Regions from separate parts of the Mus musculus genome. Here region 2 is linked to region 1. Evidence: chromatin contacts called from ENCODE Hi-C or POLR2A ChIA-PET data. All regions are on one chromosome and are shown on one strand. The core of a region is the stretch at or near the end of the contact, and the rest is flanking DNA. Distances in the headings are between cores, read along the strand shown.

Region 1 (4,200 bases), core at 1,039-3,538:
AAAAAAAAAAAGAAAAACCAAAAAAATAAAATAAAATAAAAAACAATTCTATAACTCCCTCCTAGAGAAATTCCTATCAAAGCTTCAGTGTGATACGAAGAGTTACTCACTTAGGACAGACGGCTGCCTCATGATGGATTCAGGTCCTGTTAAAGTAACTTTTTAATCTGTCCCACTTTCAACTGTTAATAATTATTCAACTGCTTGACCCTGTAACAGCCTTTCCCAAGTTTGCTGTGCTTATTTTGGTGACCATGACTAGTTAACAATGCTCTAAAAAAGCATCATGACTTGACAAAATCCAAGATTTTGATACTCATGATGGAGTCCGGAAAAAGTAATGCTGTCACCCACCATGACTCAAGCTTACTCTAACAGGGGAGCTGGCAGGGGACTCTTAGTATAATGAGCAACCACTCCTTTTTTTTGTTTTGTTTTTCTTTTTATAGTATCTGTATTTTACTTTTCTTTAGAGGGTTGTTTTTTTTTCCCTTATTTGTTTGGTAGTTTCATTTGGAAAATAGGTTAAGGTTCATAAAGGGTCTGATAAAGGTGAAATACTCTAATGGCAATGTTTATTAGTAATTTCTACTTTCTGAAAGGCAAACAAATCAGGCACTATGCACAAAAAACTTTTATGCTCCGCAGATTATTAAATATTAAAGTGTGATCTAAATATTAAAGTGTGATCACAGAAAAATGTCTTTGTAAAAACATCCGATGGCTATGGTACTCTGCTCTAAAACGGACACTATCAGAACTTCGAAATGAAACTCTTCATGATTCCTTCACAATGCACTGTGCTCTCTCGTCTCCTCTCCTTTCTAGTATTCCCAGAGTCAAGAACTTCAAGCTGTTGACAGTGTCCTTTCTTGGTACAAGTCTTGTGTACAGAAATTCAAGACTCAGCAACTCAGTTAAGTCAACATAAGCATCAACATCCTGGCAGTCCCTCATATACCTGCATTCACCAACAACTTGTTGATCCAATCCGAATCTCCCAGGCTACATTTGAAAGCTCACGCCGGGCGGGCATAGTGGCACACGCCTTTAACGCCAGCACTTGGGAGGCAGAGACAGGCGGATTTCTGAGTTCAAGGCCAGCCTGGTCTACAAAGTAAGTTTCAGGACAGCCAGGGCTACATGGAGAAAATCTGTCTCAAAAAACCAAAAAAAAAAAAAAAAAAAAAAACCTCACATTACCACAGGAGGAAGCTCATTCTCTAACTGAACCCTTAAGGAATGAATATTAAAAGGCCTTCTCTGCCATCAACCACTTATTTCTATTTACACCTGAATCCCAGTAGAAAGCGACCGGCTGGAGGTTCCTACTTCAACTTTCCTGTTGCCCTACGGTTTAAGACAATCACGCTATGGTATTAAAATTTTTCTTTTTCTCCAGCAATGTGCGGCCCGCCGGTCCCAAAAAGTTCCCTGAACGACAGCCTCTCAGAACTCAGAACTAAACTTCAACCCCTACTGGGAAAAATGAGTCACCTCCTCTGTCCCGGCGGTCCCACTCGGACGACACTTCAGCTCACAAGCTACACCGGTCAAATACCAATCTTAAGCGTGTGGCACCCCTCAACTTCCCACACCCAGAAAGTGGCCCTCTGCTGCCGGCGGCTGCGGCTGAGGGCTGGCTGTAAGCGACAGCTCCCAGCGTCCCGGAAGAAAACTCCAAGAGAAGCGCTCGCGCTCCCACCCGGAGCAACCTGTGCTGATAACAACGGCGGGAAATGTCAGTCCTGCGCGGCAGTCGCCCGGACCTCTCAACAACACACTCTCCGACCCGTCTGTCCCGGGCCGCCACTCTCAGCCCCCGGCCAGCTCGCGCGGGCCACAATCGGGGACCCTTGAGGGGTAGCGAACCTGGCCCGGCCCGCTCGCCACGCTGCGCTGCGCTGCGCCCACCGTGAGTCAGCAGGCAGCAGGTGGACGGGCCGGCTGCCTAGGGGCTTCCCGCCCGATTGGAAGCCATGGGGCTCCTGGGGTCCCCGAGCGGCCTGCGCCCCCAGCCCGGCCCCCCTCACACACAGTGAGTCAGCAGCACCATAGCCGGCTAGCCCGGCCCCTCTCCGCCGCCTCCGACCCACACAGGCCGCGCCGGGACGGCGGAGCCGCGGGGACGGCGCCAGGCCCTTTACCGATGGAGTGGAGGATGTCGATGGAGGCCTCCCGGTCGGTGCTGAGTAGAGACTGGGCTCTCTGGAACTCCACCACCGCTGCGGCCGCCATCTTACCGCTCTCACACCGTCCCCGGCCGCGGCCGCCGACGCCGGAAACACACACCCGGAAGACCCGCCCTCGCGTTCCTACCAGAAGACCCCGCCTCCCTTCTCCGAGCACCCCGGGAGTTGTAGTCTCTCTGCCCCGTGGGTGGCCCAGGAGCGTCCCGCAAGCGACAAACGAGCTCCCCCATCGCCATCTCGCGGCCATCTGAAGAGACAAACCGAAATTAATCCCCACCACTCCAAAAGAGGCTGAGTACTCAAGGAAAGCTGCTTGGCTGTTTGTATAGTATCCCCGTGTAACCAGTCACTCATAGCGATAGATGATCTTTCAAATTGCCTATTATGTGGCAGGAATAGCACCGTTCAGATTCATTCAGATGTTTTGCAGGGAGGACACATACACACACTCCCTTCCAGGACGGAAGAAATCGCCAATGTAAAAGAACACTGTCTTTCACAAATAGCCATTCCATCATCGGACAGAGCTTCACATTGTGGATTGAAAGTCATCTTTGACCCAATCATTCAATCTAAATAGTTCTTGAGATTCACATTTGACTCATACCAGCTTTCCAGCTCAACAATAGAACAAAATTTTCCTCCCGTATCTCCAATTCCTTCAACTGTAATAGGATATCTGTGAAGATATCAAGGGAAAGGGGAAAAAAGCATGTTTCTTATCACTAAGGATCAACCTAAAGATGTTGCTAAACCTATACAGAGGGAGACCTTCTAAGTTGATGACAATCTGGAAATTAAATAGCTGTGCTGTATAAAAAACTAAGTAGAACCAACATTATACTCCTCTATGACTGGACTAATCAATCTCTATACCTGTCTCCTTTCATTTGTCCAACAATACTCAACAAGAGTCTTTGAAAAAATATTTAATTAATACCTAAGGAAACTGAAGGGAATAAAGTGACTGACAGAACTGAGACCTGGTAGGAAAGACATTCCCACCCTTTGCATTTTCTAATGAAATCTGGGTAATATCCCACCATGCTGGTAACAGAAGTCCTGACTTTGTTGTGTCACGTGAACTAAACTGGCTTCCAAATTCTCCCAACTCTGAAATTCCATGAACTTCGGTGTAATGCTGTGATCATCCCCCCCCCCCCACACACACACACACACACACTCACCCAAGAAGTCATTCCTTCTTTCTCAATCTGATGGAGAGCTAATGAGACTATACTGAATTCATTTGTTGTTGTAGTTTTTAAGTTTTTACTTCTATGTCTGTCTGTCTGTGGGAACTCACATGCCATGGCATGCACATGGAGAAGGGAACTCTTGCAGAAGTCAGTACTCACAATCATGGCCAGCCCAGAGATTGAACTCAGGGACTCATGTTTGGCAGCAAGCACCCTTATCTGTGCCCTCTTCCCTTCTCCTCTCCCAGGTGCTAGAATTAAAGGCACTTCCAGCTTCTGTCTCTTTTTTTTTTTTTTTTTTTTTTTGGTTTTTTGAGACAGGGTTTCTCTGTATAGCCCTGGCTGTCCTGGAACTCACTTTGTAGATCAGGCTGGCCTCGAACTCAGAAATCCGCCTGCCTCTGCCTCCCAAGTGCTGGGATTAAAGGCGTGTGCCACCACAACCAGTCTCCAGCTTCTGTATCTTTTCTTTCTCTCTTTCTTTCTCTCTTTCTTCCTTTCTTTCTTTCTTTCTTTCTTTCTTTTTTGTTGTTGTTTTGTTTTGTTTGTTTGCTTGTTTGTTTGTTTGTTTTTCGAGACAGGGTTTCTCTGTGTAGCCCTGGCTATCCTGGAACTCACTCTGTAGACCAGATGGCCTCGAACTCAGAAATCTGCCTGCCTCTGCCTCCCGAGTGCTGGGATTAAAGGCGTGTGCCACCACACCCGGCCTCTGTATCTTTTCTTAACCAATTCAATTGTATCATCATCCTGAATGTACAATTTAAGAACAACAGGCTTTGGAAATGCTACTTTTGTTCCAAACTCTAGGC
Region 2 (4,200 bases), core at 1,065-3,564, 45 kb after region 1:
ACACACACACACACACACACACACACTTCTAATAAAAAAGGAGGGAACTTAATATAAATTCAGTTTTAAAGCTGGGCAATTGTGGCGCATGCCTTTAATCCCAGCACTTGAGAGGCAGAGGCAGGTGGATTTCTGAGTTCAAGGCCAGCCTGGTCTACAGAGTGAGTTCCAGGACAGCCAGGGTTACAGAGAAACCCTGTCTCGAAAAATCAAAAAAACAAAAAACAATTCAGTTTTAGTATTTATATTTGGAAATTACATTAATCATGTACCTCCCGGTCTGAGAACGTAGCTCCATTGTTAGGGTACTTGTCTAGCATGCAATGGGCTGGTCAACTTCCAGCAGTTTGGATGCTGGGTGTAGGGCACACCTACAAAGCCCCAGCACAAGTGGAGGCAGGAGAAACATGCATTTACAGATTTTCGGGGCTATGGTAGTGCATGCCTTTAATCCCAGCACTCAGGAGGCAAAACCAGGCAAATATGAATGAGGCCACCTTGATCTACAGAGTAAGTTCCAGGGCAGTCAGGCTACATGGATGAACCAAGAGTTCAAGTTTTGTGATCCAGCATAGCATGAAGCCCTGCCACAAAGAACACACACACACCCCAAATTTTGACCTTTAAATTATTTCAACATTTACAAATGTACATGCTAAGAGTGTCAGCTAGACAGTAGTGCCTTTAATCGCAGCACTTGGGAGCCAGAAACAAGTGGAACTCTTAAATTTCAGGCCAGGCTAGCCTACAGAGCAAGTTCCAGGACAGACTGAGACACACTGAGAAAACCTGTCTTAAAGAACAAAAACAAATAAAAGGAGTTCCATGAAGGAGAAAGGGTTAACCAAAATCAAGTGAGCCAGGACCAGTGGCACACTGCAGGCAATCTGTGGCAGGAATGACTACATCTGAACTAGATAAACTTGGTATGCAGTCTAAGATCATAAGCCCAAATAAAAATCTTTTAGCCTGGCATACCCCATGCCTTTGATTTCAACACTCCACATGCAAAGGCAGATATTTATTCTGAGTGCCAGGTCAGACAGCAAGACTAACTCAAAATATTTCTTTTCAAAAGAAAAGGCAACTTCAAACTGGGCAGTGGTGATCCATGCCTTCAATCCCAGCACTGGGGAAGCAGAGACAGGCGGAGGCCAGCCTGGTGGACAGAGCAATTTCCAGACAACCAGACCCCCAATCCCAAATAAAAAGACAGAGGGGGGGGGGAGGCAATTTCACAATTCATTAAATATACAATAGAGTTGAAACTGGGAATTCATAATCCATTATACAACTCATGACAAAGGGCACATTCAACTAAGAATCCATAAAATTTCTTCCAGTTTCATTATTAATCTATGCATTCAGGAAATGTAAATTCGCATATACTAAGAGTTCTGACCTCGCAAGACTTTTTCTGTGAGTGCATTAAATAATTCGTGACGGATTTTTAGCTACTTAACTATTTTAAAAACAAATTTGTCTTGAGACAAATAGTTTTCTTGTAATAGATTAAAAAAAATCAGTTTAGCGTAATACGTTATCCACAAAAAAAAAAAAAAAAAAAAAAGAGAGAAAATTGTTTTCCTTCTTAACAGTTTAACCAGTCCTACAAAATTGGGTAACGATAATAGAAACTCCACCCAGTTAAGCAACCGCTTCCCCAAGATTAAGGCGCCCGAAAGAGAGGCGGAAGCCGATTCTTCACCGCGAGGGGGGGGGGGCTAGTCACAGTTCAATTATCCAGGGAGTCAGGACATTTACCCCAAACTCAAGTCCCTTTGTGGGGTCTTCAACGAAACAACGGAGACAGGAGTTCTTAGGGACGACTGCACTTGGGGAACGTCTCCAGGCCCAATGATCGCGACAAACAAGCGCCTGAGTCACCGAGTTCAGCGCCACCAAACTCCGGAGCCCTCTCGCCCGAAGAACCCCATTTTACAAGAAACCACCCCAAATCCTAACCCAGCCACAGCACAAAGGCTCGGCTGGGCCCGGCCGGGCCCTACCAAACAGGCTTAACCCAAACCTATCAGACTTGTGTTCTCAAGAAGCGACACCCACGCTCGGCCTCCACGTCAACCCCACAAAGGATACCAGCACCACGGCTTGAGCTGCTTCTTCTTCTTGCGACCCATAACTGCGCCCTACAGAACAGGCAGAATAGAGGCGGAAAGAAGCTGGAAAAAACAAAAAACAAAAAACCCAAGAGACTCGCAGAGTTCTCCACACCAACCGCCACCAGCGCGTCCCGCAGGAAACAGACACAAAATGGCCGACACCCTCGTTCTATCTCCACCTCCCATCAGCCACCGCGGTGAGAGCTGTGCGGGTCACGTGACGCAGGCTTCGGCCCTGAGTGGCTGAGCGGGCGCTGCCGCCATCTTAATGGGGTTAAGTGGTGGTGGCGCTCCCGGGCTGAGGACGCTGATCCTTTAGAGCTTGGGTCATCCAGTACGTCGGCTATCCCGTATGCAAATTGAAGGGAGGAAAAGATTAGGAGTATAATTAAGGATAGATTACAAATAAATAAAGATAATTGGGACATGGTCAATTTGGGTTTTGTTTTGTTTTGTTTTTTGCTGTTGTGTGTTTTGCTTTTATTTTTTGAGATGGGTCTCTTCATAGCCCTGCTGATAGAGGAAATGACCAAGCTGGCCTCAAACTCAAAGATGCGCCTGCTTCTGCCTGCCAGCGACTGTTTGGGATTAAAGGCACACGCCCGGATTGCGACCTGGTCAATTTTTAAATCTTGTTTCAGTTGCCTTTCGGGAGTGGGGCGTATATGGTCAAGGAAGAGTTACCGTTTTTTTTTTCAGTGAACCACAGTCTAGGAAGCAGTATGGGTGAGATCAGCAGTAGCGATAAGGGAAATGTGAAGTGCTTCAGAATCGCAAAAAGGCAATCCTTAAGCGGCTTCGGAGAACATAGGAATGTTTAGAAAGATGAAAGAAGATGCAGTGGGAGAAAGCTTAAGTTATCTTATTACCTGGGTCTTGTGTCTGTTGTCCCAGCACTCAGAAGGCCAAGACAGAAAATGCTATGAGGCTAAGACTTAGAGGCTAGCCTGGAGAACAAAGCCTGATCTTGTCTTTGAATAAAAAAAAAAAAATTTTTTTTTTAAAATGCAGTGAGCCAAGCATGGATGGTGCATGCCTTTAATCCCAGCACTCAAAAGGCTGAGGCTGGTGGATCTGAATGTATAGCCAGGTTCCTGCCTACATAGAACATTCAGGGTTATGTAGAGAAACCTTGTATCGAAGTTTTAATTACTGATAAAATGCAGTGTTTGAGGATTTGAACTTAAAAGTAACAAGACAGGAAAAGTGTTGCTGGCAAAAGATAATCCTGGAAAATGTGGCAAGGAAGAGTGTAAGAGAATTGGATATTGTATATGCTGAAGTCTCTTGAAACCACAGAAAGGTTCGCAAACAAAAAATGTTGGTGGAACATGCCTGCAATCAGGGAATTCCAGGAGGCTGAGGCTGGAGTTAAAGGTCTAACCTCAGTTACATAGTGAATTAAATAATGCCTGGGATACATGAAACTTCATTTAAAAGTAAGATTGAGGGGCCTGGAGAGATGGCTCAGCTGTTAAGAGCACTGAAACTCACTCTGTAGACCAGGCTAGCCTCAAAAGCAGAAATCCGCCTGCCTCTGCCTCCCAAGTGCTAGGATTAAAGTCATGGACCACCACTGCCTGGCTTAATTACTCCTTTTTTTAACTTTTACAATTTTCTAATACTGCCGCCCAAAGTCTTAGGTTGCCTTTCAATTCTGTCTGAATTCTGTCTTCGGGACAACCTATACTGTGTTTGCACAGATCTATGAGAATCTGATGTTTCTGAGTTCATACGGTTGCTAGGACACTACCCTGTTTTCATGAGATGAACCCCATAAGTGGAATCAATAGGACTCTACAAGCTTGTGCTTTAAAAATGTAGAGTCACAGCCTTGCCTTTAATCCCAACACTGGGAGGCAGAGGCTGGCAGATCTCCAGCCTGGCCTACAGAGGGTTCCAGGACAGCTAAGGCTACACAGAGAAACCCTGTCTTATCAAACAAACAAACAATAAACAAATCAGTAAAAGAGAGAAAGAAAGAAAAAAAAAAGAAGTAAAATCAGGGAATATATCCATGAAACATTTCATGAGTTGTGTTTTTATATTTTCTCAACAAACCCAGGATATTGGGGTCATT

What was found. A loop is a pair of places that touch in the nucleus more often than their neighbours do. ChIA-PET counts read pairs that join two places held with the same protein, here RNA polymerase II (POLR2A).
Region 2: a map of T-helper 1 cell shows a loop between it and region 1 (2.3-fold over the local background). The contact joins the promoter of Zfp207 here to the promoter of Psmd11 in region 1. A Hi-C loop is called at or near these places in 2 of 37 maps with a recorded cell type or tissue (T-helper 1 cell and left cerebral cortex). POLR2A ChIA-PET finds 5 or more read pairs at or near these places in 5 of 5 experiments (Patski and embryonic stem cell).

Annotation. Positions count from the first base shown.
Region 1 is chr11:80,426,703-80,430,902 of GRCm38, reverse strand. Psmd11 (proteasome (prosome, macropain) 26S subunit, non-ATPase, 11) reads right to left here and starts at 2,288. Exons shown (of 14, transcript NM_178616.3): 1 at 2,148-2,288. The coding sequence starts at 2,238.
Region 2 is chr11:80,381,393-80,385,592 of GRCm38, reverse strand. Zfp207 (zinc finger protein 207) reads right to left here and starts at 2,314. Exons shown (of 12, transcript NM_001130169.1): 1 at 2,098-2,314. The coding sequence starts at 2,138.